Regions from separate parts of the Homo sapiens genome. Here region 2 is linked to region 1. The links are chromatin loops, found by intact Hi-C in ENCODE. Cell type or tissue: GM12878. All regions are shown on one strand. Each heading gives the region's core, and the rest is flanking DNA. Links, peaks and the distances in the headings are about the cores only.

Region 1 (10,212 bases), core at 657-8,656:
TTTATTATCTCATTAACAAAAGCCTTGTCTCTAGACATTGATAATTTATAGGAAATGTTCAAGGTATGATTTATTTTGGGGACCAGATCTAAGCAGCGTGTGCGGTTTTTTGTGGGTTTTGTTTGTTTTTTTGTTTTTTTTAATCTCAGGTCACAAAGTTTTAGGTTTGTTTTCCTGACTGTGGGATGTGATGTACATGTTTATTTTGAATGACAGCAGAATAATGTCAGTTTTGCTTCCAATCTGTTAGATATTATGTATCTCCAAGAGTTGCTTATCAAATGCTAGGAGTCTCAAACCTAATGACAAAGACACTCCATGTTTTTATTGCCTGGAGTGGTAAAAATGACTGCTCGTACAGTTATGCTGTCAGTCAGCTCTTCTGATTCCTTGACATGCCGCTCTATCCAGAATCTCAATCTGTGCCTTTTTGCTGATTCCCCTCCCCCACAACCATCTCCCTGTCTTCCAGTCTGTTTTCGGAGCCCTGGGGGAGGCCCTTATTATAGCTTAGTAACCAGTTTATTTCACCTTCTCCTCTTGTGATAGAGCTTCCCTGCATCTCATAATCACTATTAGAAGACACAGGATTTCATTGTCCTAAGATAGTCAAACCTAGGGGGCTTTTGATTCTTTGAAAGTCACAAAACATGGGGGATCTTTTCAGCTGGCAGGTGGTAGGAAGAGTTTGAGCCCCAGGGTTGGGCAGTTCTGGATTCTAATCCTGGTACCACCTGTGCAACAACTGCCTCATCTGTGAAATGAGGATGGTAATGCCTAACCGGCAGGGCTGTTTAAAAATTAAATAATAGCAACAAACCATTTATTTTGTATTAGGATGAGCACTTACATGCATTTTCTCAGTTAAATGTCCCAGTAGTCTATCATAGCAGTCTATGAAGTAAGTGCAGTTATTATAATCACATTACAGATGGGGAAACTGAGGCTCAGTGACTTAAATAACTTGCTTAAGCTCACATAGCAAGCAGTCTGACTTCAGTGTCTTCACCACCACACTGTACTTCATTTCATTCCCGCCTCTAATCAGTACATTTATTGCAAGCCTGCCACAGTGCCTACCATTTGCTTCCTTCCCCCTCAGTGGATCTGCTGTCACAAGGAGTATAGCCGTAAAATTTTAGCCTGTGAAAATATGTAGGAAAATGTAAAAAAAAAAAAAAAAAAAGACACTGAGGATGCAAATTACCTGTATACTTGGAAGTGATTTGCAAAAGCGTTTTGCTAAACAGGCAACATTCAAGGGCCTGTAAGAAACCAGATTGATTGTTTTGCTTAGCACTGCTGCTGCTGGAGCTGCTGGTGGTTCTGTGGCCAGCAGTGAACCTGATATGCTCTGCAGTGTATAATAGCCATACTGTCTGAAACAGTCTTTTGGGTTTACCCAGGGTAACACCCCTTTGGAGTGTCCCCCAGAAAGAACCTACCTGCTCTGAGTCTCCAGCTATGCACTTCACCCACCTAGTCGTCTCTCCCCTCCTCCAGTTCATGTCTCAGTCGTCTCTCTTGGAAGATATGAGGGGCGGTTTGTCCATCAGAAAGGTTGAGCAGTTGGAAATTCATTACAAAGCGCAACATGAAAGAGGCTTGGAGTAAGATCAGTATAACATAGATGGAGAGGAGTGACTATAAGCACATGACAGAGATGCCCCAAAGGACAAGCAGGATGTGCTCTAGGTGGCTTTGTGCTTGTCACTGGGGAGTGGAAATGGTGACATATGCTACAAAAATAGGACTGGGCTGACTTCACCTCTTACATAACTCTCATTTCATACTTTCCTTTCTTGAAGGCAGTGATGGTGGTCTAGAAATTATTTTTGAATCTGTTTAAATCTCAGCTCAGTCACTTACAGAAGTGAAGTGGCTTTTATGAAGTCACCAGCTTATAAATGGCAAAATTAACTAGAAGCTCTGGTTGGCAGTTAAATATTTGTATTTTAGTGGAAGAGATAATTAGTGCAGTTTGGAAGGCAAGTTTTCTGGATAGGACGTATGGAAGGCGGAGGTAGAATTATAAAAGGCATCCTTGCAGGAGACCACTACCTAAAAAAGTCTTTCTTCTTGTCTGCCTTGTTAACAAATAGTATCTGGTAGAGGGCCTGTGGTAGTCTTCCACCCTGGTTCTTTCAGGAAATTTTCTGTTCTAATTGCTTCAAAAGAAACAATACAGTATTGGCTGGTGCAGTGGCTCATTCCTATAATCCCAGCACTTGGGGAGGCTGAGGTAGGAAGATCACTTGAGCCCTGGAGTTTGAGACCAGCCTGGGCAACATAGCAAGATCCTGTCTCTACCCGAGAAAAGGAAAGAAACTATACAGTATTTATTCGATATCACTTTTGTTTAACTGCTTATGTTGCCACTTTGAACCTGTCCTCTTTCAGTATTTATGAGTTTACTAATCCTGATACCTCTTTGTCATTCAGACTTGGCTCTTGGCACTGACTTTTTTTTTTAAATTATTATACCTTCAAAGATTACCATGTCTGAGGACAATTGAAATATTGCAGTCTTGAGTAGCATTTCTCAAAAATAATTCTCAAACTGCTTAGATGTATACTCTACTTTTGTGTTTGGGATCTCCAAGACCACCCCAAATCCAGAGACTGTCTAGAACTAGGACAAGTGGGTCCCAGTATACAGCTGTATTCAAGGCTGAGATTATTACCATATCTAGTAAGGGGTCACAGCCAGATCATGATGGCAGAAGACATGGGGGGTCTGGAGGAGCCTGGGTGCAGGCTTCCTACATCTGTCCCTCCCTGAGAGGGCCACACAGCAATGAAAATGCAGCAACATGTGTCCAGGGAAGCCCATTAGGGATTCAGTGCCCAAGCTGGTCACATAGGCACCCTCTGCCTAGCATGAACCAAAATTCCAGACTCCCAGAAGGCAAGCAGGTTTTCAGCATGAACTACATTGTACATCAGTTTAGACACAGCGAGACACTCTCCATCATTTAGGGAAAATTTTGTATCTGTGTAGAGAACTGTTACTAGCCAAGTTCCCAGATGCCAGGCAAGGGGCAGCCTTGGAAGCAGACCTTCCTAAGGATAGCAGTCTCACATCTGCTGTGTAACTCTCTTCTGTGCATTTATAAAATCGGTATTGTAAATAACAGGAACTCTAAGTTTCTAACAAAAAGTTTCCCAGCTTCTGTTTGTGCTTTTTCTTTTTAAAAAATAAAACTTTAACAGCCTTATGGCAAATTACTGCACAATGTCTGATCTAGTGCAGTGGTCCCCAACCAGTCTATGGCCTTTTAGGAACCAGGCCACACAGCAGGAGGTGAGTAGTGGGCAAGTGAGCAAAGCTTTATCTGTGTTTATAGCCACTCCCCATCACTCACATTACCACCTGAGCTCCACCTCCTGTCAGATCAGCAGCAGCATTAGATTCTAATAGAAGCACTAACCCTATTGTCAGCTGTGCATGTGAGGGATCTACGTTGTGTGCTTCTTATGAGAATCTAATGCCTGATGAACTGTCACTGTCTCCCATGACCCCCAGATGGGACCATCTAGTTGCAGAAAAACAAGCTCAGTGTTCCACTGATTCTACACTATGGTGAGTTGTATACTTATTTCATTATATATTATAATAATAAAGTGCACAATAAATGTAATGTGCTTGAATCATCCTGAAACCATCCCCCATCCCCCCATTCCGTGGAAAAATTGTCTTCCATAAAACTGGTCCCTGGCTCCAAAAAGATTGGGGACTGCTGATCTAATGGTAGGCCACAAGAGGGTGTTTCCTGGGGAAAGCCTAGCTGACTACCTAGCAAAGGCTGTAGGATGGCACCATTGTATAGTCACTTAAGTCATGAGGTCCAGTTCTCATTTTGTAGGCTCAGAAATTTGATTCTGTTGGTGTACATAGAGGTGGCTCATACTAGCCAAACGCATGAGAGACTGACTTATATACTAGAATATCCTTTTATAATTTCCCTGGGAAAAAAATAAACTGTCAGGTAGGTCTGGTCAGCACTTCCTCTGCTTTTGGGGAGAGAAACAGGTGGAGAAGTCAGAGGTTTCTGATTGGGGCGGATGTGCAGCATGTTCACTAGTACCCTTTCTCTGGAGACACCAGCAGTCTGGGCCTCTCGGGCCTCCCTGGCATTCCTTGCATACCATTCCCTCCTGTTGTCTAGTTCTTTTTTTTTTTTTTTTTTTTTTCCTGAGACGGAGTCTCACTCTGTCGCCAGGCTGGAGTGCAGTGGCACGATCTCGGCTCACTGCAGCCTCCGCCTCCTGAGTTCAAGCGATTCTCATGCCTCAGCTTCCCGAGTAGCTGGGATTACAGGCACCTGCCACCATGCCCGGCTACTTTTTGTATTTTTAGTAGAGACGGGGTTTCACCATGTTGGCCAGGCTGGTCTTGAACTCCTGACCTCATGATCCGCCTGCCTCGGCCTCCCAAAGTGCTGGGATTACGGGTGTGAGCCACCACACCCGGCCAGAATCACCTTTCTTTTTAAGCTTGATTGTATGGATAGACCACATCTTGTTTATGCATTCGTCCATTAGCGCACGCTTGAGTTGCTTCCACCTTTTGGCTATTGTGAATAATGCTGGTATGAACACGGGTGTGCAAATGTTTGTTTGAGTCCCTACTTTGAAGTCTTCTATTTTTTTTGAAACAGATTCACTCTGTTGCCCAGGCTGGAGTGCAGTGGCGTGATCTTGGCTCACTGCAACCTCTCCCTCCCAGGTTCAAGTGATTCTCCTGCCTCGGCCCCCAAAGTAGCTGGGATTACAGGCGCCCACCACCACGCCCGGCTAATTTTTGTATTTTTAGTAGAGATGGGGTTTCACCATGTTGATCCGGCTGGTCTCAAATTCCTGACCTCAGGTGATCCACCCACCTCGGCCTCCCACAGTTCTGGGATTACAGGCGTGAGCCACTGGGCCTGGCCTGAATTATTTTGTGTCTATACCCAGAAGTGGAATTGCCGGATCATATGGTAAATATATTTTTAATTTTTTAAGGAACTTCCGTACTGTTTTTCTATAGAAGCTGCACCATTAGCTGTTTTATAATCTACTCTTCTCAGTTAATTGTGTTTAACTTTCCATATTAATAAATTTTCATTTTATACCTAGTCCATACTCACATTTATTTCAAAATATCTTTCAAAATATCTGGTTTCAAAAATGTCTTTTGTATCTGGTTTGTTGAAACCAGATTCTAGTCCAGAGGTAAGTATTGCATCTGGTTATGTCCCTTGTGTTCTGTCTGCTAACCTAGCATTGTCCCTTCCCTTTTTTCTCTTTTTTAACAGCTTTTTCTGAGGTATAACTTATATACCATAAAATTTACCTGTTTGAAGTGTACAGTGCAAAACTTTTTAATGAATTTACAAAGTTGTACAACCATCACCACAGTTAAATTTTAGGACATTTCTATCACCCCCAAAAGATCCCTTGTGCCCATTAACAGTCACCCTCACTTCTCTCCTCCCAACCCTAGGCAACCACTTAATCTACTTTTTGTCTCTGTAGATTTGCCTTTTCTGACATTGCATATAAATGGAATCATGCAACATGTGGTCTTTTGTGTCCAGCTTCTTTCACTCTGCGTAATGTTTTCAAGGTTCACCCATGTTGTAGTGTGTGCCAGTACTTCTTTCCTTTTTATGGCTGGATAAGAGCCCATTGTATGGATAAATCACATTTTCTCTGTCTGTTCATCAGTTGATGGACATTTGGATTGTTTCCACTTTTTGGCTGTTATGCATAGTGCTGCTTTGGACATTCATGTACAAGTATTTGTGTGGACATAGATTTTCATTTTCTTGGGTACATACCTAGGCGTAGAATTGTTGGGTCATATGGTAGATTTATGTTTACATTTTTTAAGAAACTGTCAAACTGTCTTCCAAACTCAGCCTCCTTTAGTTACATGGCACTTATAAAGACAGTAGGCCTAGGTCCCACGTACAGCCTCTTTTGTATTTATTTGGTTGTTTTCTCGAGATGTCTTTCATAGGTTGTCCCCAGTCTCCTGTATTTTCTATGAACTGGATGTTAGATCTGGAGTTTTGTGGATTCAAATTAATTGTTTCTGGCTAGAATACGTCATAGGTTGTTTTATACTTCATTTTGGGTCATATCAGCAGGTACATATTTAAGTTTTTTCCAAGTCGATTTTGGGTCCAGCATCATTTGTTGAAAAGATTCTTTCCCCAACTTACCTTTTTTTTTTTTTTTTTTTTTTTTTTTGGGAGACAGGGTCTCACTCTGTCACCCAGGCTAGAGTGCAGCAGCATGATCTTGGCTTATTGCAACCACTGCCTCCTGGGCTCAATCGATCCTCCTACCTCATCTTCCCAAGTAGCTGGGAGCACAGGTGCACGCTACCGTGCCTGGCTAATTTTTTGTATATTTTTTGGTAGAGACGAGGTTTCACCATGTTGCCCAGTCTCATCTCAAACTCCTGAGCTCAAGCAATCCACTCACCTTGGCCTCCCAAAGTGCTGGGATTACAGGCATGAGCCACTGCATGCGGCCTATGTGTGGTTCTATTTACAGGGTTTTTTGTTTGTTTTTTTGTTTGTTTTGAGACAGGGTCTTGCTTTGTCACCCAGGCTGGAGTACAGTGGTGCAAACAGAGCTCACTGCAGGCTCTCTCCTTCTGGGCTCAAGCAGTCCTCCCACCTCAGGCCCCCAAGTAGCCATCATGCACGGCTGATTTTTGTATTTTTTATACAGATTGGGTTTTGCCATGTTGCCCAGGCTGACCTCAAACTCCTGGGTTCAAGCAGTCCTCACACCTTGGCCTCCTGAAGTGGTGGGATTACGGGCATGAGCCTCTGAGCCCAGACTATTTATGGATCTTTAAAGAATCCCTGCAGCCTCCCTAAACTCAATCTCTGTGATTTGCCTGAGGTTCTACTCCCAGTACCAAGACCTAGAATATGCCTCCAGGTAGGAAGTCAGACTAAATGTGGGGCTTACTTCCTGTGTTTCCCTTCTCTTAAGGACCAGTCCTTTTTTCTATTGTCTGAAAGCAGTTGTTTCACATATTTTGTTTCATTTTTCAGTTGGGTTTGTTTTGTTTTGTTTTGTTTTTTTACAGTGAGAAGCCAAGATCCATGCTCCTTGGTAGTCAGAAGCAAGTTTGTTTCTCTCTCTCTCTCTCTCAGATGGTTTCTATTCTGTGTCTTCAAGTATTCTGATATTTTCCTTTGTAGTATCCCATCTACTAAACTCATCTAATGTAATTCTCATTTCAGACATTGTATTTTTCACTTCTAGAAGTTTCATTTGTTTTTTGTTTTGTTTTGTTTTGAGGTGGAGTTTCGCTCTTATTGCCCAGGCTGGAGTGCAATGGCGCGATCTTGGCTCACTGCAACCTCCGCCTCCAGGGTTCAGGTGATTCTCCTGCCTCAGCCTCCCAAGTAGCTGGGATTACAGGCACCTGCCACCACACCTGGCTAATTTTTGTATTTTTAATAGAGATGGTGTTTCACCATGTTGACCAGGCTGGTTTCGAACTCCTGACCTCTGGTCATCCACCCACCTCAGTCTCCCAAAGCGCTGGGATTATAGGCGTGAGCCACCACACCTAGTATTTGGTCTTATTTAAATCATCCATTTCTCTCCACATTATGTTTATGTTTTTCTTTAAATCTTTCAGCATATTGAGCATATGTATAATAGCTGTTCTTAAGGTCTTATTTTGCTGATTCCATCATCTCTGTAATTCCTGTTCTTTATTTTTCTCCTGGTTATAGGTCACATTATTTTCTGCTTTTTGGCATATCTAGTAATTTATGATTGGATGCCAAGCATTGTGAGTTTCTGAGCATTTGGATTGTATTGTCTTCCTTTAAAGTTTGTTTTGGCTGACAGTAAGTTATATACTTGCTATCAGCTTGTGTTTTTTTTTTTTAAGCCTTATTAGGGTGTGTCTAAAATACTTCTACTCTAACACTAGTTTACTTTTTTTTTTTCTTTTGTGAGACAGGATCTTGCTGTCACCCAGGCTAGAGTGCAGTGGCACAATCATGGCTACTGCAGCCTTGAACTCCTGGGTTTAAGCAATCCTCCTGTCTCACTCTCCTGAGTAGCTGAACCACAGGTGCATACCACCATGCTAGGCTAATTTTTAAATTTTAGGGTCTCCCTTTGTTGCCCTGGCTAGTTTATCTTTTTTTTTTTTTTTTTTTTTTTGAGACAGAGTTTTTGCTCTTGTCACCCAGGCTGGAGTGCAATGGCGCAATCTCGGCTCACCGCAACCTCCACCTCCTGAGTTCAAGCGATTCTCCTGCCTCAGCCTCCCAAGTAGCTGGGATTACAGGCATGCACCTCCACTCCTGACTAATTTTGTATTTTTTTTAGTAGAGACGGGGTTTCTCCATGTTGGTCAGACTGGTCTGGAACCCCCGACCTCAGGTGATGCGCCCGCCTTGGCCTCCCAAAGTACTAGGATTACAGGTGTGAGCCACCACACCCAGCCTAGTTTATCTTTAATATCAAGACATGTTCATCTAGGGTCTCTACTGTTTGAGTATTCACTCAGGTCTCTCTACCCTGTCTGGACAGAGTTAGCCTCCCAGGTATTCCTGTACCACTTATTCTTCAAGGCCAGGATCTGATATCTCAGTGGAATATTCTGATACAGAACATGTGATACATCTGATATTCTGAAACATCTGAAACAATGTATGAGAAACAGCTTTCATTAAAAACTACAAGTACCCATACAACCTTTCTGTTTCTCACTTTCAGTACGGTGTTCAATAAATTGCATGAGATTATTCTACACTTTATTGTAAAATAGATTTTGTGTTAGATGATTTGGCCCAACTGTAGGCTGATGTAAGTGTTCTAAGCATAAGTAAGGTAGCCCAGGCTGAGCTAGGAGAATCGCTTGAACCCGGAAGGCAGAGGTTGCAGTGAGCTGAGACTGTGCCATTGCACTTCAGCCTGGGTGACAGAGAGACTCCATCTCAAAACAAAAAACAAAAAACAGTGGCTTTATTGGGATGTAACTCCATCATTAGTCAAGGAGCATCTGTGTATATCTTTTGATACCACACTATGGTATTTGATCCTCACCACGACCAGTTAAGTGGGTAGTATAATCTTCATTTTATAGGGAAAGGTAGCAAGGCCCAGGGAAGTTGGTTTTGTGACATGTTCTTAAGTGGCAGAGCTGGGTCTTGAGCCCAGATCTTCTGGTTTCGTTAGTCATGCCCTTTAAGCTCCTTGAGAACAGAGAGAACAGTTTTTCACAGAGTGTTTTCTCAATTATGTGGCTCACATTGAACATATCTCAAATCAGGAAGATATATCTTCACATAGAAATATATGGGATCATTTGTTTTTCTTTCAGAAAAGCTGTCATTGAATCAGTTGTAGTGCCTCTGAAATCACTGTTGTAGAATCAAGGAAATATATAGATCTCTCTCCAGTGCCTAATAGAGCCTTTATACATAATATATGCCTGGTAAATGTTTGTATGCTAAGTTCAAGAATAAGCTGATTTTATAAAGCAAAATGTGCTTCTAAAAGTTGTATGCCTGTGCTTGTCTCTGCAGGTATTTTATGCATGGTGTGTGTCGGGAAGGAAGTCAGTGCCTATTCTCACATGACTTGGCAAACAGCAAACCGTCCACCATCTGCAAGTACTACCAGAAGGGCTACTGTGCCTATGGAACTCGGTGCAGGCAAGGACTCTGCAACAGATTCCAGCTGTGACACTGATTTCATTTGGAGAATGGGTCTTGATAAGGGGGAAATTTTAATGTAAAAGTAATATGGCAACATCACAAAAAGTATGGCAAATAAGTTTAAAACCTCAGTTTCAGTACCCTAAAACTAATTTTCTTTTCTTTTTTTTTTTGAGATAGAGTCTCTCACTGTTGCCCAGGCTGGAGGGCAGTGGTGCGATCTCAGTTCTCTGCAACCTCCGCCTCCAGGGTTCTCCTGCCTCAGCCTCCCAAGTAGCTGAGATTACAGGCATCTGCCACTACGCCTGGCTGATTTTTTTTTTTTTTGTATTTTTAGTAGAGATGGGGTTTCACCATGTTGGTCAGGCTGGTCTCTAACTCCTGACCTCGTGATCCTCCCGCCTCAGCTTCCCAAAGTGCTGGAATTACAGGCGTGAGCCACCGTGCCTGGCCTAATTTTCATTTTTTAAAACTACTTTTCAGCCTTATTCTTATGAATATATAGTTATAAAATTGT
Region 2 (10,212 bases), core at 34-8,033, 370 kb before region 1:
TTATCTTCAAGCAAGTCGCAGTCCCTGACAAATGCCTTCAGCTTCTCTGAGTCCTCCTTCTTCCGGTCTTCAGCCAATGAGGATGAAGCCAAAGCAGAGACCATCCGGAGCTTGAGGAAGTCCTTTGCCAGCCTCTTTTCAGATTAGCTCTTCAGACACACGGGGCACCCAGCCCAACCGGGAAAGGCATCTAAGACATTCACCAACAACAGTCAGCCAGCTTGGTGGTTATGTCCCATGACCTTGACGTGTGTGGTCCCTTCCTCTGCTCTGTTGTACTAAGTGATGTTGTGCAGCCCAGAAAGGACCATTTGACAGTCTCAGGGCAGGTGCCTACCCAGCAAGGGGTACCTGGCATCAGAGAGGAAAGAGCTGCTTCCCTGTAGTCATGAGAGCTTCCTTCTGAAGTCATCGTTCGCTGTGAGTTTAGTGGCCTTATTGTGACAGTGCCATCATGTCTTATTCTTCCCTGTGAAACCAGGATTAATCGTGGACTCCTGGCAGCTTAACCTAGCTCAGTTGCAGTGCTAAGCATGCCCCGCCCCCATTCAGTGATACCTGTTTGGGAAGTATATACTTCCCCAAAAGTACTCTTGGCCCTAAGTTTTAGGAACTTTCCCCGACCTGGATCCCTTGTCATACCTGTGTTACTGTTTAAAGCACACCCACCCAACTTACAAGATCTTAGGCTGCTGTGGTGGTGAAGCACCTTGAGTCTGCTGATATTCGGGAGAACAAGGATCTGCAGTTTCCCCTTTTCTCCCCTCTGAAGAGTGGTTCTTATGTGCAATCTGCAGTAACCTTGAACTCCAGAGCTGCACTATAGAGGAGAATGCATGCCACTATGACAGCAGTATGCCAAGCTTTGTGTTCATCTCCTAATAAACGTTAAGACCTTTGGTGTAATAAAAGCAGCAGCATTCACCAACATTTGATTCAGCCATGAGGTCTTGACCCCTTGGCCACCCTTTAGGCTGAGAGAGTGTCCATGAGGGGTGTGTGTGTGTGTGTGCTTGAGTGTAGGGAGTGAAAAATCTAGGTGTGTGAAGCTGTTTGTGTCAGTTTGTGTGTGTGACTGCAGGTGTACATGTGTTTGCAAGTGTTTGAGAATGTGTCTGTCCTTTACATACCACTTCTGGGCCTCCTCGCACCTCCCCAGTGAATCTGTCTCCTCCAAGACACCTAGCCTTCCTTCAGCAACTCAGCGTTTCTACCTATATTACGGACTTTGTAACCTTTCAAATAAGCACAGAACCCTTGCTCCCGGAGGAGTCAATTTAGACTCACTTGCCTGGTCTATCATCAAGCTCCTCAGCTGAGGCCCACATGGTGGTGCCAATGAGGCTGGACCAACCTGCTCTGACAACCAGGCTCCCACAGATCTCAACGAAGGCATCCTAAAGAGGCCTGCAATTGAGGGTGGGCTCTGAGGGATTTCACTCTGGCTGCTTCATGACTCCCTGATACTCAAGTATATTTTCCCAAAGACCACGGATGCTGTGAAGATAAACACTACATCTGCACCAATAAAAAATCCATATATTAAAATGTTAATATCTGAATGTTAATAAGTATCTAGATAATTTCCTACACATGACACCCATCCTACTAACTCAACAAGATAACCTCCTCCAAATGCCACTATCTTAACTTCTCTTCACGGGCAGTAGATGCTGCAAGGTCAGAGAATGAATTTCTCCGAGAACCAGGGTCTCCTTTCTTACTCATTCTCTGTTTTCACAGTTCAAGGATTGAGCACCGTACCCTCTTCTTACACTTAGAAAACAGGAAGTAGAACCTCCCATTGAGTGACCCCTGGGGGGTGAGAGCCCTCCTCCCACAACACACATAACTAAGGAACAAACCAACCAAACCAATGCGTGGGGTACCTGGGCGCAAGGCAATTGACCTTTAGAGTTCCTTCTGTTTCCAGCTGTAGGGGAGGCAGATGTCCTCTTAACGTTCTGTGGCTGGGCCTGAAAATTAAGCATACATAAGACAGATGAACAGGACAAACGTATACACATTTTATTTAATATTTTTATGCGTACGTGGGAATCTTCATAAGGAAAATGAAGACCCAAGCTGTTAAGCCCAAAACTTGTATACCATTTTAAACAAAGAATGATAAATTGTGACGATATGACAAAACAAAGGCGTCTGGGCTAGTCAGCCAGTAAATTGTGGGAAAGTAGGAAATATATGGGAGAAACTAATGGGAGAGAAGGGTTACAAGTTTTAGTAAGGTTTTGTCTGTGGAGATTCATCTCAGTGTCAACTCCCTGTCTCTGGTGATAAGAATGTTTGTTCCCTTCTTCCTTCTGGGGGAGAGGCACCCTTCCCACAAGAAGTTTTAGTCCTGCTTCAGACAGGAAGGGGGAAGTCGGAAAACCTTTCCTGCATCTGTTGTTGTTCTGTTGCCTTCAGCTCAACATAAACAATATGCCAAAGTGGCATATTTTGAGGTAGCATACTCTGACCCCCTTCACAAACCAAGAGTCTGCCACTAGCCATTGCTTCTATCCCCGATTCCAAATATGTTTTAAGAGAAGTCATTCATTTAGTCAAAACATTTATTGAGCACTTACGATAAACATAAACATTGTGATGGATTCATAGGAATATTTGCTGACACTTCCATAGTCAGGCACTATTCTAAATACTTAATGCTCATCAACTTATGTGTTCCTTATAATAAGCCTATATGGTAGGTGCTGTTATTATTTTATAAATGAGAAATGGAGGCACATCAAGGTCAATAACTCACTCAGGGTCACTCAGCTGGGCAAGTGGCAGAGCTGGGATTTGAACCAACCTAAGCAGTGCAGCAGCAGAACTCATGGCCTGAGCTACTTTGCCATATTACTTTTATTTAATCTAGCAAAGTCAACAAGACAATTGTATTAAATTTTACACAGTGTGATAAGAGGTGCACACAAAAATTTACAGCATATCCACCTCTTTACATTCTCTCTCCATCCCCTGACCCCAGGGAAAGAAGGACTGGGAGAAAGTTAGGACATCTGTGACCAGTGTTGACCCCTTGTCCTAAAACCATGAGTAACATACACAATGTTTCTTATTCTGATAGAATATAATTCTGGTTCTTAAAAAATTACTCATTCTTCCACATGTGATGTCAGACCAAAAACCACAAGTGGCTTATTTAGAAAATGAGTCAGCCTGGAAATGCTGCAGTGACAAAAAGGAGAGGCATTTACCATAGGTCAGGCAGCACCCTGGTCTGAAGGACATATGGATTCTCTCCAGCCCTTAGTAATGGGGTGGGGCTGGGGGTGGGGAAGTTCCATTCAGAAACAGCCTTCTTGCTACTTAAAAAAGACAGCCCCAGAGACTGGGAAGTTGGCTATTCAACAACCATCAATAAATATTCAGTGAATACTGTGATAAAAATTATCTACAGCTAAGATCTCTGAAAGATTGGTTGCAGTCTTCTACAGATCTTGAAGCCTTGTCTGTAGGCCAGCTTTGACCACTGTGCAACCACCTCTGCAGTTTATGGGGATTCCCTACCTATGTCTTCACCCCAGATTAGTAAAGGTAGAAAGCCTCATCCCTGCCCACATGGAACTCATCATCATCTTGGGTCAAGATAAATTAATTCTGTATTTTATTGATTTGTTCACAACCCCTTATTTTATTTAGCGCCATAAATTTTATGAGAGGAATATAAAAATGAATTAAGCAAGGATTCGGCCCTTACAAAGTTTATAGCCCAGTAGGGAAGATGTGTAAATATAAAGAAGAAAATGTAATGCATTAAGTCAAATGCAGTCAAAATGTTAGTTTGGAAAAAAAAAATAAGCTTGATAGGTATTGGTGAGGATATGAGAAGCAGAAGGAAGTCTTACACGTTGCTAATGGGGGTGCATGTTGGTACTGCCATTTCAGGGAACAATTTGGCAATCATGCGTAAACCCTATGACTCAGCAATTCCATTTCTGAACATTTACTCTAGAGAATCTCTTGCACATGTACATAAGAAACCAAGTAAAAGAATATTGGTCACAGCACTCTTTGTGCAAAGACTGGAAATAACCACCTCTCGTGGGGAATTAAAATATATGGTTTATTCATAAATTGGAATACTGTGTAGGAGTTAAATAAAATATATGAGGAATGCAGATGAGTTCAGGTAAGATATGAAAGGAGAATGAATAAGATGAGCCAGGCAAGTGTAAAATGGACCACAAGCAGCATATGCTGTTGCAGTGGGGCAAGCTTCTAGCTCAGGAGCTCAGAGAAGACCGCACCCTGGAGGTGAGCTGTGCACAGCCCACAGGACAGGAGGCACGCCACCTGCCGGGACTGGGCTGGGTGCACAGAATTCAGTCACTGAGTTTTACAGCTGGAAGTTGCATCTAGTTGCATCAAGGCCCAGGCAACTTAAGGAGTTTGCCAAGGTTACAAAGGGAGTTAGTAATAGAAGCAAATGAGTCTCAACACTAAGTGTCTGGTGGGCCACTGGGAACATTGCCTTTCCTGAAATAAATGAAATGGGTTTCATATTTGGGGGCCCTCCAGGGTGAGAGAGACTTATGGAATCATTTCACAGAGGCCAGGAGGCAAAGGGAAGAGATAGTGTTGGCTAGTGGAAAGAGCCTGGGTTTTGGAATCAAATTGAGTTTAAATCCAGGCTCTGCTAGTTATTAGCTAATTGATTATGTAGTTTAACTTTTCTGTGTCTCAAATTTTCTCATCTATAAAATGAGAACAATGCTACCTTTCCAAGGAGGTTGTCTTAAGAATTAAACAAGCTGATAGAGTCTGTTCCTAACAGTGGTTAGCATGCGAGATCACAAGAAACCATCTCTGTCACATAGAAAACCTGTATGAGTAAGTCCCAAACCCCCTTTCCCCAGGACTCCTCCAGGAGCAGCCAAACGAATGCCAAACATGCCTTTCTCCTGCTCCTGCAACCAGGGGAACCTCTAGGGCAATTTCAGCCCATCCAATGTCTTTTCCTAGGGCTATGGCTCCTTTTAGTTGTATTAGCTAAACTGAGCTGAGGGTGGACACTTGGGGAGGCCTGTGCTGTGCCAAGGCATTCCAATAGCAGTAAACACACGGCAGACACATACATACGTACACACATGCACACAAAGTAAAAACTGCAGCTACAGAAATAACAACGCAAACCCCAGGTGATCACAATGGATGCTTTTTTAAACACTGAGACCATACCATCATTCCTACAATGGTATGGTTCCCTTCAAAGCAATTCCTTTGGGAGATTATTTATTCCTACAAGGCTGCTGCTTATGTTCAGAACATAATTGCCTTCAGATCTGTAGTACATTATTTGAATTTCTGTAACTCTTGGAAGATCAGGAATTCTTTACCTGGAATCCAGGTATTCTCATGCATGTATTGTGCATTTCGGCAGGCCCTCAACACACATAAAATATCAAGAATCGTTGCTTTAGGGAGTAAATTTTGATATAAACAAATTTAATTCTTTTGGAGTCAAATCTAGTGATTAAGCTAGATAATATATACAGTCCAAAATGCAATGTGACTATAAGTTAATGAGATAACGTTCTGTGGCTTACAAACTAGTTCTGAAGTAAATTAATCCCAGAAAGGGGTCTCAGATCCATTTTGAATAGTTTCTCTCTGAAATAAATGTATAGACCCATCAAGGTTATCAGGTTTGAAAGAGAAGTTGCATTCCAACAAGCAAATTCTGTTGTTTGTGGAAAATAAACAATTTATTACTGTCTAATTTGCAGGTTACAGGCTACATTTAGAATAATGTTTTCTCCTCAAATAATCATAACATTATTCCTTACATTTGTATTTTACAGTTTATGTAGCACCTTGCAGTTTAAAGGCACTTTACAGTTTACAAACACTGATTCATCTGTCATTTTGTGGAATTCTCACAATAGCCCCATGAAGCTATCCCTCATCGTAGGTGACTTCTGAGTGTCTGAACTGTGGGCTCACACTTGAGTGGTACTTTTCCTCCTGTGGTACAAGTTTCCTTGGACTTTAAGCCTGTTGATTGTAAACATGTAGAAAAATAATGCAACTAGTCATTCTCTCTGATTTATCCACCTCTTATTCAACACCCAGATACTCTGAGAACTTGCTTTCTATCTTGCTTGGATATTAATACAGTTAGACACACACACTTGTGCTTGCCCACTGGTCTATATTTTCAGGACTCTTGTTTCATGGGCCCTACTCCCTAGCCTGCTACCTTTATCGAGGAGATAACCTTCCAGAAAGGGGAAGAGGGAACACCAGAGATAACCTGAGAGGGGAGGAGAGCTGGTACCTGGCCCCACCTCATGTGTAAATGAATGCTCCCCAGGGAACCGCACCCCTTGGTCATTTTCAGCCACCTCCATATCCACATACATCTCTTCTGATAAGAATCTCCACCCTTCAGCTAACTCCTCCAGGCAGTTCACAGCAGAAAGCAGAAAGCTACAGCCACCTGGGTGGATCAGGTTAAGTTCAGCAACCGCCTAACCCTACTTGTTTTAGATTCAGTCCTGAGGAAGGGAGATTAGCTCTATTGGATTAGTGAAGGGACAATACAGGTTTAGACTTCTTGGATCCACTCTGGAACTCACTGGTAATGATAGAAAATTGCAAGACTAGGCCCAGAGGGGCTCAGCAAATCCTAATCTGTATATACCCTGAAGACCTCAAACCACCCCTGGGACCTGAGTGTTGTAGGGAATGGACTAGAATGAATTTGGGATGCTCATTTACCTTTGGAGTTTCCCTTGGGCTCTAAAGACAGTTTGGTTTGCATATTTCACATCAAAGCAGTGGTCCATTTCAATTTAAGATTAGTAGACAAGGCCAGTAGATTATTTCTTCTTAAGAACTATTCCTTTATTCTATCCCCATAGCTATTATTCTGGATTAGGGCCTTTATTCACACCTCTTATTGTGATAGCCTGCTAACTGGGCTCCCTGGCTTCATTCCCTTGCTTATTTCTGCCAGGTACACTTCTAAAATCTCTGATCACATCATTCCCCTGGTCACAATCTTGCAGGGGATCTCCAGGCTTAACAAGTGAAACCTAAACTCTTTAACTTGGTATTTAAAGCCCTCTAGAGTCTAGCCTCAATTTACCATGGACTGGTTAAGTGTAAAGGCTTTGGGTTAGTTTCAGTACCAGTTCTATCACTTGCTAGCTGTGTGACCTTGGCAAATGACTAAACTCTAAACCTCAGTTTCTCTCCTATGAATGGGTTAATGATTTCATAGTTTCATTTCCAAGTTTGTTCTGTTGGGATCCATTTTACCATTCTAAGGTGAGGAAATGGGTCCACAGCTGGTCTCAAGATGAGGAAGTAACTCAGAGATTTATCAAGGTTCTAGGCATGATTTTTAGGCTTCTGAAACTGGAGTTTGGCCATTAAACTAAGTTAATGGATCTACTGAGCATATACCCAACAGGATCCTTTTCCCTAAGACTGCCATTTCAAAGGGCATAACTATATCTAAAGAGACTAGATTTCTTATTTCTTTTTTTAAATTTATTTTACATTTAGTCAATAGACCATTAGTAGATAAGCCTTAAAACTTGTTGAACGAAAGGATGTCATCAACGGGAAAGATTGCGAGTAGTTGTATTATTGTTCCTAATTCCTCACTCTCCTCCTTTCTTATAAGTGGATGATACCTCCCCACCCATTGCCAAGTGACCTGCCTCTCTGTCCCAAAGACGCTGGGCTTAGTTATAGAACCTGCTTTGGCCAATGGCATGGAAACCAACAGAATTTACTCCATGAACGCCAACTCATTTGGTTCTCCCATTGACCTCAGAATGGTTAAACTGAGTCTCAGAATGGAGACAAGCACAACAGAACTGCAGGCAGTTGCAGCCGCTGGCATCTTAATGTGAGCAATAAATACATGTTTACGTTGTAAGAAATTAGCATTTTGGAGTTGTTTTCATAGCGCAGCTGACTGATACATATCAACAAAAAATGTATTAAGAATAGGCCCTTCCTGGAGTTTTGCCTAGAGTGAGTGAGTCAGAAAACTAATTTTTAAACTAGCTGTTGCAACACTGCAGGAAGATGGTTGAAAATTAAGGAGACATTCAAGTGAATGAGGGTAGTATGGAAAGAGGTGTAAAGTCTGTACTAGGAAGAGGAAATGGTGTTTCTTCGACTTTAAAATCTTTTGTATTAGTTTGTTACATTCTTCTCGGGCTTCCTAGACTATCTTTTTAAACCTTGGAGTTTGATTTCTCCCAGAAAAGGCACAGCCTGTGAACTGATTTACAGTATTATTGGAAGACGAGGTTGCTTCTAATAATTGATAAAGTTCTCTCAAGCACCCTACTTGAAAATAAGCCTTCCTGTCAAAAAACTGTTTAGTGACGTGGAAACCAGTAGGCTTTCCTGATTGTATCTGAAAATGTGGCTATAAATCCTTATACAATAAAACTACATAAAGAGCGGCCACAGAAGAACATCTGCCTGTGGAATGATAGCATAGCCCAGCAGTGTTTTTTGTTTGTTTGTTTGCTTTTTTTTGGTTTTTTGGTTTTTTTGTTTTACAAGACCTACTGAACCTGTAGGGGGGTAACTAAAATGTAATAGGAATGGACATGAGAGTATTTTAACACAAACAAAATCCCAAAATCCCAAAACCTGCATTTCTAACTTCTTGTAAACTGAGTCATTACTGCAGACCCTTTGATGCTGTTGTTTTCAAAAGCAAATATTGCTTTTGTTTGCATCCGTTAACTATATCCTCATGATGTTATTGCTGCTCCCAGATCTGCATCCCCAATTCTTTCCAAAAAGTTAGGCCAGATAAAGCCTAAAGACACTTTCATCATGGCACATCTCTAACTCGCATAACCAGAATAGCTCCTGCTGCCTAGAGCCTAAAAGCCAATCTATAGCTTTATTGTCAAGGCATCTGCAAAGAAAACCAAATGTATGGTCTTAGCTGCCTACTGTATCAATTCTCTTCTCCAGACTAGTGATCTACTCACAATTTCCCATATGTAACTTGTGCTTTCCTGCCTACTTGCCTCTGCTCATGAGGTTAGAGATGTGTTCTTTCTTTCTCTTCTAAGAGCTTGTCCAAATTTTCCACCTTTTAAGCCCCCACTCTCAAGTTTCTCCTGTGAAGCTTTCTCTGACCACAAAAGTACAAGGGATTAGGGTCCCATTGCTACCATAATGAACATGGGACAGCACAGGCTTTTTGGAACCCAATACTGCCTGACTTAAAGAAATCAAAGAACTAGCTGGGTGCACTGGGTCACACCTGTAGTCCCAGCACCTTTGGTAGGTTGAAGCAGGAGGATCCCTTGAGGCCAGGAATTTGAGGCCAGCCTGGGCAACATAGCAAGAGACCCTGTCTCTACCAAAAACAAAAAAATGTATTTTAAAGAAGTCAAAGACCATAATTTATTATAACTTCTTAGGGGCTAAATAGATTGAGCAGAAGGCAAAAACTAAAGTATTCTATAAAGCCAGATTCTGCTTCCAAAGTGCTAAGCTGTCATTAATTTCATTAGAATCTAGGGACAAATACAAACAACAAAATCGCCTTTCTAAAGTAATGGCCATTGCTGAAGCAATTCTTTCAGAACCCGGAGACCCATTAAAGATTTTGAGTTCTCAAGACATATGGAGAGTAAATCTTGCAAGGCAGGGGAATCCGTGCATTCCAGGAAATCTATAAACCATAAATACTATTTTTAGCCCAGTAGTTTTAAAACTTTTCATTTTATTTTATTTTTTGAGACAGACCGTTGCTCTGTCGCCAGACTGGAGTGCAGTGGGGCGATCTCGGCTCACTGCAACCTCTGCCTCCCGGGTTCAAGTGATTCTCCTGTCTCAGCCTCCCGAGTAGCTGAGTCTACAGGCGCGTGCCACCATGCTCAGCTAATTTTTGTATTTTTAGTAGAGATGGGCTTTTACCATGTTGGCCAGGGTGGTCTTGATCTCTTGACCTCATGATCTGTCCGCCTCAGCCTCCCAAAGTGCTGGGATTACAGGTGTGTTTTTTGTAATTAAACACTATTTTTTCAAAAAAATCTTTCTACATGGAAACTTAACATGAAATGCAGGTTGTAGTCAATTTATTCCGGTTAAATTGGGGCAACAGGTCAGGCACATGATTGGGTTAGTCTCTGTGATCCCTCTACCACACCTGATCCTTGCATCCCTTGAATGGGAAGCTGAGTCTCTCACAAA

The links. Peaks named below come from ENCODE experiments on the same cell type or tissue, not always from the same donor. Only the 100,000 strongest peaks of a DNase experiment are listed, where the experiment ranks them.
Region 2: it touches region 1 in a loop (4-fold over the local background); 2 of 110 quality-filtered maps call a loop at or near these places.

What each region holds. Positions count from the first base shown.
Region 1 is chr3:12,559,312-12,569,523 of GRCh38, forward strand. MKRN2 (makorin ring finger protein 2) reads left to right here. Exons shown (of 8, transcript NM_014160.5): 2 at 9,564-9,692. It also overlaps a transcript of MKRN2OS not described here. Among named protein-coding and RNA genes, the nearest start is that of MKRN2, 7.3 kb to the left of the region's middle. RefSeq lists enhancers at 1,461-1,640, 1,821-1,910. In GM12878, for the core only: a CTCF peak has its summit at 3,773 (motif pointing right); a DNase peak (open chromatin) is centred at 1,720; H3K4me3 peaks cover 1,867 bases; H3K27ac peaks cover 2,047 bases.
Region 2 is chr3:12,190,479-12,200,690 of GRCh38, forward strand. SYN2 (synapsin II) reads left to right here. Exons shown (of 13, transcript NM_133625.6): 13 at 12-1,554. The coding sequence ends at 147. Among named protein-coding and RNA genes, the nearest start is that of TIMP4, 37 kb to the left of the region's middle. RefSeq lists an enhancer at 4,363-4,412. In GM12878, for the core only: a CTCF peak has its summit at 4,313; DNase peaks (open chromatin) are centred at 3,173, 3,943, 4,183 and 7,133; H3K27ac peaks cover 2,378 bases.